Linked DNA regions of Homo sapiens: region 2 is linked to region 1. Evidence: read pairs that join two places in POLR2A ChIA-PET (ENCODE). Cell type or tissue: A673. All regions are shown on one strand. Links, peaks and the distances in the headings refer to the core of each region. The heading gives the core; the rest is flanking DNA. Region 1 has its middle 12 kb from the start of SULT2B1. Region 2 has its middle 18 kb from the start of FGF21.

Region 1 (4,524 bases), core at 263-4,262:
GCCTGGTGTGATAGACGAATGTAAAGGAGGCCAGTGCGGCCAGAGCAGAGAACATGGGGGAGGAGCTGGTGGCCCACACACCTAGTGTCAGTTAGAAAATGACCTTCAAAAATATTGACCGGGCACGGTGGGTCACGCCTGTAATCCCAGCACTTTGGGAGGCCGAGGCACGTGGATCGCCTGAGGTTAGGAGTTTGAGACTAGCCTGGCCAACATAGTGAAACCCTGCCTCTACTAAAAATACAAAAAATTAGCTGGGCGTGGTGACAGGTGCCTGTAATCCCAGCTACTCAGGAGGCTGAGGCAGGAGAATTGCTTGAACTCGGGAGGCAGAGGTTGCAGTGAGCCGAGATCGCGCCATTGCACTCCAGCCTGGGCAACAAGAGCGAAACTCCATCTCAAAAAAAAAAAAAAAATCAGCTGGGCACGGTGGCTCACGCCTGTAATCCCAGCACTTTGGGAGCCTGAGGCGGGCAGATCACGAGATCAGGAGATCGAGACCATCCTGGCTAACACGGTGAAACCCTATCTCTACTAAAAATAAAAAAAATTAGCTGGATATGGTGGCGGGCACCTGTAATCCCAGCTACTTGGGAGGCTGAGGCAGGAAAATGGCGTGAACCTGGGAAGAGGAGCTTGCAGTGAGCCGAGATCGCGCCACTGCACTCAAGCCTGGGTGACAGAGCAACACTCTGTATCCAAAAAAAAAAAAAAAAAAATATATATATATATATATATACATACATACATATTAGTAGCCCAGGTGTGGTGGCTAACGCCTGTAATCCCAGCACTTTGGGGGAGTGAGGTGGAAGAATCGGTTGAGCTCAGGAATTCAAGACCAGCCTGGACAACATAGTGAGACCTCATCTCTGTGTGTGTGTGTGTGTGTGTGTGTGTGTGTGTATAATTATATATATATATATATATATATATACACACACCTATATATACACACACACACACACACGCATATATATATATATATATGCGTGTGTGTGTGTGTGTGTATATATGTAGTCACAGAGTCTTTTTTTTTTCTTTTTTCTTTTTTTTTTTTTTTGAGACGGAGTCTCGCTCTGTCACCTAGGCTGGAGTGGAGTGTTTCCATCTCGGCTCACTGCAACCTCCGCCTCCCGGGTTCAAGCGATTCTCCTGCCTCAGCATCCCGAGTACCTGGGATAACAGGCACTCACCACCACACCAGGCTAAGTTTTGTATTTTTAGTGGAGACGGGGTTTCACCATGTTGGTCAGACTGGTCTGGAACTCCTGGCCTCAAGTGATCCGCCCGCCTCGGCCTCCCAAAGTGCTGGATTACAAGCATGAGCCACCACGCCCGGCCTGTCACAGAGTCTTAATAATGGTATGCAGCTGCCTTGCAGGGAGCACTTTCCAGGTAAACGTGTACATTGAGGGCCATGGAGAAGAATAAGGCCAATCGAGAGACAGTAGGCACAGGTGGGGAAGGGGTTAAGCTGAATCTCCACTTTAAACCAAGATGATGACATTGGAACAAGCCTTTGAAGGAGGTGAGGAAAGGAAAGAGTGTTCTGGACAGAGGAGACAGCACAAGTAAGGGTCTGGATGTGGGACTGTGCCTCTCAGCTGGCTGAATGGCAGGACCGTGAGAGCTGAGTCCCAGCTCGGTTTTCCTCTGTGCCTGGGGACTGATCTCTCACGCTGCCTCCTCCCATGCAAACTCTCTCCCAGCTGCAGGATCGACACGCCTCGCCAATGCATGGATAGGCACATTACACAAGCAGGGACAGCTCTGTCACTCCAAGATACACAGTCAGTTATTTTTGTTAATTGTTTGGGATGGAGTCTCGCTCTTTCATCCAGGCTGGAGTGCAGTGGTGCGATCTTGGCTCGCGGCAACCTCTGCCTCCCGGGTTCAAGCGATTCTCGTGTCTCAGCCTCTCGAGTAGCTGGGATTACAGGTGCCCGCCATCATGCCCCGCTAATTTTTGTATTTTTAGTAGGGAGGGGGTTTCACCATGTTGCCCAGGCTGGTCCTGAACTCCTGACCTCAAGTGATCCACCTGCCTCGGCCTCCTAAAGTGCTGGGATTACAGGTGCCCAGCCATCAGTTTTATTATATTTGTCAAACACTTGTGTAGAACATACTCAGTGCCTGGCACAGTGCCAAGAGATCTGCACAGCTACGCGTTTCAGCCTCATGATGATCCTATGAGTAGGCACTATTATTATCTCCATCTTTCCAATGAGAAAACCAACATACAGGGCACTGACGTCACTTGTCCAAGTCGAAGCTGGCAGAAGACCATGCTAGAACCCAGGGGCCTGGGCTTCTGCTGGAGGCATGAACTAGACTCAAGGATAAAACATTTTGCACCTTTCCTGGCTCATAATAAATGCTTAATAAGCAGTAGCTCTGGGCCGCTAGTCCCCACGTAGGACTGCGCGTAAGAATTTCCTGGGCAGTTTTGTTTTTTTTTTTTTTTTTTTTTTTGAGACAAAGTCTTGCCCTGTCACCCAGGCTGGAATGCAATGGCACAATCTCAGCTCACTGCAACCTCCGCCTCCCGGGTTCAAGCAATTCTCCTTCCTTAGCCTACTGAGTAACTGGGATTACAGGCACCCACCACCACGCCCAGCTAATTTTTGTATTTTTAGTAGGGACGGAGTTTCACCATGTTGGCCAGGCTGGTCTCTAACTCTTGACCTCATGATCCGCCCGCCTCGGCCTCCCAAAGTGCTGAGATTACAGACGTGAGCCACCACACCTGGCTCCTGGGCAATTTTTACTTTCATTTATTTTATTTTATTTTATTTATTTTTATTTTTATTTTTTTTGAGATGGAGCCTCACTCTGTCGCCCAGGCTGGAGTGTAGTGGCGTGATCTCGGCTCACTGCAACCTCTGCTTCCCAGGTTCAAGTGATTCTCCTGCCTCAGCCTCCTGAGTAGCTGGGACTACAGGCATAGGCCACCAAACGTGGCTATTTTTTGTACTTTTTGTATTTTTTAGTAGAGATGGGATTTCACCATATTGGCTAGGCTGGTCTTGAACTCCTGACCTCGCGATCTGCCCACCTTGGCCTCCCAAAGTGCTGGGATTACAGGCATGAACCACCGCACCCAGCCCTGTGCGGTTTTTAAAAGCCAGTCCCCAAGCTAAGGAAGTCGGAAGCTCTGTCTGTCTCCCCCATTGGTTTGGGGTGTCAGGAGGAGGGGCTTTGTCTACTCCCCTCAGCACCATAGACCCACAGCTCTCTCAACAAACTGGGAAGAATTCACATCATACATGTTGAGCCCAAACTTAATAAAGCCTCATTTAGGGCAGGCGAGGTGGCTCACGCCTGTAATCCCAGCACTTTGGGAGGCCAAGGTGGGAGGATCACCTGAGGTCAGAAGTTCGAGACCAGCCTGGCCAACAAGGTGAAACCCCATCTCCACCAAAAGTACAAAAATTAGCCAGGTGTGGTGGTGGTCACCTGTAATCCCAGCTACTTGGGAGCCTGAGGCAGGAGAATTGCTTGAACCCGGGAGGTGGAGGTTGCAGTGAGCCGAGAATGCACCACTGCACTCAGGCCTGGGCGACAGAGCAAAACTCTTATCTTAAAGAATAAATAAATAAACATTACAATGGCAAAGACTTGGAACCAACCCAAATGCCCAACAATGATAGACTGGATAAAGAAAATATGGCACATATACATTGTGGAATACTATGCAGTCATAAAAAAGAATGAGTTCATGTCCTTTGAAGGGAAATGGATGAAGCTGGTAGCCATCATTCTCAGCAAACTAACACAGAAACAGAAAACCAAACAACGCATGTTCTCACTCATAAGTGCGAGTCGAACAATGAGAACACATAGACACAGGGAGGGGAACATCACACACCGGGGCCTGTCGGTGGGGGGTGGGGGGCAAGGGGAGGGAGAGCATTAGGACAAATACCTAATGCATGCAGGGCTTAAAACCTACATGATGGGTTGATAGATAGAGCAAACCACCATGAAACATGTATACCTATGTAACAAACCTGCGTGTTCTGCACATGTATCCCAGAACTTCAATTAAAATAAAAATAAATAAATAAGAAAAATAACACAAGCTCAAAATAGAAAAGCTGAGAATTGCAAAACAATGGAGGAGGAGGGACATGCAGTCTCTCTGGAGGCCATGGGACAGGTCGGTTGACATTTAGATAAGGGCCCCCTTCGTTCCTGAATTTCCACATCTCCAAATCACGTGAACTCAGTGATGTTTACTGCAGTGTTGTTTATGTTTGTCATGGGAAAGAAGCTGGAAACAACCCAGATGCCGTGCATAAGGGAAAAATTAAATAAACCAAGATACAGTCATTCTTGCAATGCAATGCAGCCAATTAAAGTGATCAAACCGAGACCGGGTGCGGTGGTTCCCACCTGAAATCCTGGCACTTTGGGAGGCCAAGGTGGGAGGATCGCTTGAGGCCAGAAGTGGGAGACCAGCCTGGACAACATAGTGAGACCTCAAAATAAAAAAATTAGCCAGGCATGGTGGCATGCATC
Region 2 (4,263 bases), core at 1-4,000, 230 kb before region 1:
GTCACTGCAGACTCTGCCTCATGGGCTCAAGCGATCCTCCATCCTCAGCCTTCTGAGTAGCTGGGACCACAGGTGTGCACCACCACGCCTGGCTAATTTTTAAATTATTAGTAGAGACTGGGCCTCACTATGTTGCGTAGGCTGGTCTCAAACTCTTGGGCTCAAGCAGTCCTCCTGCCTCAGCCTCCCAAAGTGCTGAGATTACAGGTGTGAGCCACTGTGCCTGGCCCCACATATGTGCGTGGTGTGTGTGTGTGTGTGTGTGTGTGTGTGTGTGTGTGTGTGTGTATATGTAATCCGTCCCCTGAGAGGATCCATTAGCAGACAAAATTCAAAAACAAAAGCAACGAGCCCTGTTAGTGTTTGGATCTTGGCTTCCCATTCTAAAAGGAACCAGGGCTCCTTGGAGAAACAGCTGATTCTAGAGCTGGTTTAGAGAAAGAAAAAAAATGAGCCTAGAACATTTTGCTGTACCAGAAATCAGGAACGACTCAAGTGTGACTAATGGAGGCCTGTCAAAAACGCATGGTTTCCAAGCCCTTGAGAGCTGATTAAAACAAACAAACAGGCTGGGCGCGGTGGCTCACATCTGCAATCCCAGCACTTTGCGAGGCTGAGGCAGGCAGATCACTTGAGGCCAGGAGTTCAAGACCAGCCTGGGGAACATGGTGAAACCCCGTCTCTACTAAAAATACAAAAATTAGCCAGGCGTGGTGGCGCATGCCTGGTAATCCCAGCTACTTGGGGGGCTGAAGTGGGAGGAAGGCTTGAGCCTGGGAGGCGGAGGTAGCAGTGAGCCGAATCACATCACTGCACTCCAGCCTGGGTGACAGAGCAAGACCCTGTCTCAAAAACAAACAAACAAACAAAGCACATAGCCACCAGCTTGAGGGGGCTCCCATTGGGAAAATAGAGGACTAAATACAGAGTACCCCAAAAAGTAAATAAAGAGCCGGGTACGGTGGCTCACGCCTATAATCCCAGCACTTTGGGAGGCTGAGGCAGGCAGATCACGAGGTCAGGGATTTGAGACCAGCCTGACCAACATGGTGAAACCTCGTCTCTACTAAAAATACAAAAAAATTAGCCGAGTGTGGTGGTGCACGCCTGTAGTCCCAGCTACTCAGGAGGCTGAGGCAGGAGAATCACTTGAACCCAGGAGGTGGAGGTTGCAGTGAGCCGAGATCGCGCCACTGCACTCTAGGCTGGGTGACAGATGGAGACTCTGTCTTGAAAGAAAAAAAAGTAAATAAAAAGAGCATCAAAATAAATGAGTTTGAACACCAAAAATAGAGAATGATATAACTGATTATAACTCATGGAATAAAATAGGAAACCATGAGTCCACACAGACATAAATAAATCCATTAATAACTGGAAGGGCCAGGCATGGCATCCTGCAGTGATGGCATTCTGTTCCCAGCTACTCAGGAGGCTGAGGTGGGAGGATCACTGAGTCCAGTGAGGTCAAGGCTGCAGTGAGCTGTGATTGCATCACTGCATTCCAGCCTGGGCAATAGAGCAAGACCCTGTCTCTAAAAAATATAATTAAAAAAATAATAACTTGAGCCAGGCACGGTGGTTCACACCTGTAATCCCAGCACTTTGGGAGGCCGAGGTGGTGGATCACTTGAGGTCAGGAGTTCGAGACCAGCCTGGGCAACATGATGAAACCCCGTCTCTACCAAAAAGACAAACAATTAGCTGGGTGTCATAGCGTGTGCCTGTGGTCCTAGCTACTTGGGAGGCTGAGGTGGGAGTCGCTTGAGGCTGGGAGACTGAAGTAGTGAGCCAAATTGTAGCACTGCACTCCAGCCCGGGCGACACAGCAAGACTCCATCTCAAAAAAAACAAAAAAAATGGCCCAGGCGCAGTGGGTCACGCCTGTAATCTCAGCACTTTGAGAGGCCAAGGCGGGTGGATCATGAGGTCAGGAGTTCGAGACCAGCCTGACCAACATGGTGAAACCCCATCTTTACTAAAAATACAAAAATTAGCTGGCTGTGGTGGCATGTACCTGTAATCCCAGCTACTCAGAAGGCTGAGGCAGGAGAATTGCTTGAACCCGGGAGGCAGAGGTTGCAGTGAGCCAAGATCGCGCCATTGCACTCAAGCCTGGGCGACAGAGTGAGACTCTGTCTGAAAAAAAAAAAAAAAAAAAAAAAGAAAACAAAAAATCCTGAAGATTTCCTGAGGAATGTGATATTAGTATAGTTTCAAAGCTCTCATTGCTTGGCAAGGACAAGTCCGGCTGATGCCACTTGCATCATGTGACTGAAGCAAATGTCATCAGAAACTGGAGAGGTGGACGCCGCGAGTGACCTGACTTCCAGTGAGAAACACACAACATGATCTCAGTCGTTGTGCTGCCAAAGAATCCGATCACGAGGAAACATCAAATAAATCCACATGGAGGGAGAGACGACTCGATAACCGGCCTGTAATGTTCCAAATGCCAAGGTCATGAACACCAGGGAAGACTGAGGAACTGTCCTTCCTGACTTTCAAAGAGACCTGCCCTCAGAAGCAGTGCATGACCCTGAACTGCATTCTTTTTTTGGCAGTGGGGAGAGCAGAGTCTCGCTTTGTTGCCCAGGCTGGAGTGCGGTGGTGCAATCATGGCTCACTACAACCTCCACCTCCCGGGTTCAAGAGATTCTCCTGCCTCAGCCTCCTGAGTAGCTGGGATTACAGATGCCCGCCACCACGCCCGGCTATTTTATTATTATTATTATTATTATTATTTTTGAGACAGAGTTTCACTCTTGTCATCTGGGCTGGAGTGCAGTGGCACGATCTCGGCTCACTGCAACCTCCTCCTCCAGGGTTCAAGTGATTCTCCTGCCTCAGCCTTCCGAGTAGCTGGGGTTACAGGCATCCATTTTTGGTAATTTTTGCATTTTTAGTAGAGACGGGGTTTTGCCATGTTGGCCAGAGTGGTCTCGAACTCCTGACTTCAGGTGATCCGCCCGCCTTGGCCTCCCAAAGTGTTGGGATTACAGGCGTGAGCCACCGCTCCCGGCTCTGAACTGCATTCTTTTGCCATAAAAAGCATCACTGGGACATGTGGCAAACATGAAGGAGGTCTGATGATTCCAGAGTAGTCGTGGGTCAAGGCTACTTTCCTGATTTTGGCGGCCCTGCTGTGGTTGTGTAGGAGAATGTCCTTGTTTGCAGAAAGTACACACTGGAGTATGTGTTAATGTAGTGATGGGGTTTCAAGGGCACATGTGACTTTCAAATGGTTCTGGAAAATAAGAATTGCTTGTACTGTACTTCCAAATTTTTAAATGTTTGTGACTGTTTCCAAGTTAAGAAAATTTATTTATTTATTTTTAGAGACAGGGTCTTGCTCTGTCACCTAGGCTGGAGTGCAATGGTGCAATCATAGCTCACTGCAGCCTCAAACTCCTGAATTCAGGCGACCCACCCACTTCAGCCTCCCAAGTAGCTGGGACTGTAGGTGTGTGCCACCATGCCCGGCACATTTTTGTATGTTTTTTTAGAGACGGTGTTTCACCATGTTACCCAGGCTGGTCTCGAACTCCTGGGCTCAAGGAATCGATCCTCCTGCCTCGGTCTCCCAAAGTGCTCGGATCACAAGGGTGTGCCACAGCGCCTGGCCCACTCTTGAAATTTTAACATGCATCCTTAAAGTGACCAAATCTAAATATAATCATTCTGTCATATTCCAGAATAACAAAAGATTTCAAAGCATTCTAATCCTGATCACCTGCCACCTGTTTTACAGGTTTTAATTGGTCTTTTTTTTTTTTTTAAGTTTTATTATGAAAAAACGGCGACTATGCAAACCAAATAGACCTCTAGGGAGTGGGCTGCAGGCAGCGGGTCTCTCACCTCCAAGAGGGTGTGGCCTAATGGAGTCTGGGACCTCTCTCTGAGGGGCCTGGAAATCTACTTCCGGAAGAGCAGAAAGTAACAGGAAGCTGGAGCCATTGCTGTCCCTGGCTCCTGGCAAGACGCAGTGTGGAACTAGGGTCTTGTGAGAAATCCCTACACCCCTCCTCCTGCCAGCCAGCGCCCTGCCAGGGCCCCGTGCTGCTGGTGCCAGCTGCCAAGGGGGTCACAGAGCTGGAGGGTCAGCTTTGTGGCAGAGACAGCGGCGAAGCTTCACCCAAACAAGTAGAGGAAAAATGGGCTCACCCTGAGTGTGTAACAAAGAGGAAATGCCCCACACGTTTCCCGGAGAAGGTCCTGGAACAAACAGCCGTGAAATCATCTCATGTCCCAACCTATTACAAT

Evidence for each region. Peaks named below come from ENCODE experiments on the same cell type or tissue, not always from the same donor. Only the 100,000 strongest peaks of a DNase experiment are listed, where the experiment ranks them.
Region 2: POLR2A ChIA-PET joins it to region 1 with 7 read pairs; 2 of 35 experiments call an interaction of 5 or more read pairs at or near these places.

Annotation. Positions count from the first base shown.
Region 1 is chr19:48,537,439-48,541,962 of GRCh38, reverse strand. No RefSeq gene overlaps it. Among named protein-coding and RNA genes, the nearest start is that of SULT2B1, 12 kb to the left of the region's middle. In A673, for the core only: no CTCF peak of the experiment used is centred there; a DNase peak (open chromatin) is centred at 2,172.
Region 2 is chr19:48,770,909-48,775,171 of GRCh38, reverse strand. No RefSeq gene overlaps it. Among named protein-coding and RNA genes, the nearest start is that of FGF21, 18 kb to the right of the region's middle. In A673, for the core only: no CTCF peak of the experiment used is centred there; no DNase peak of the experiment used is centred there.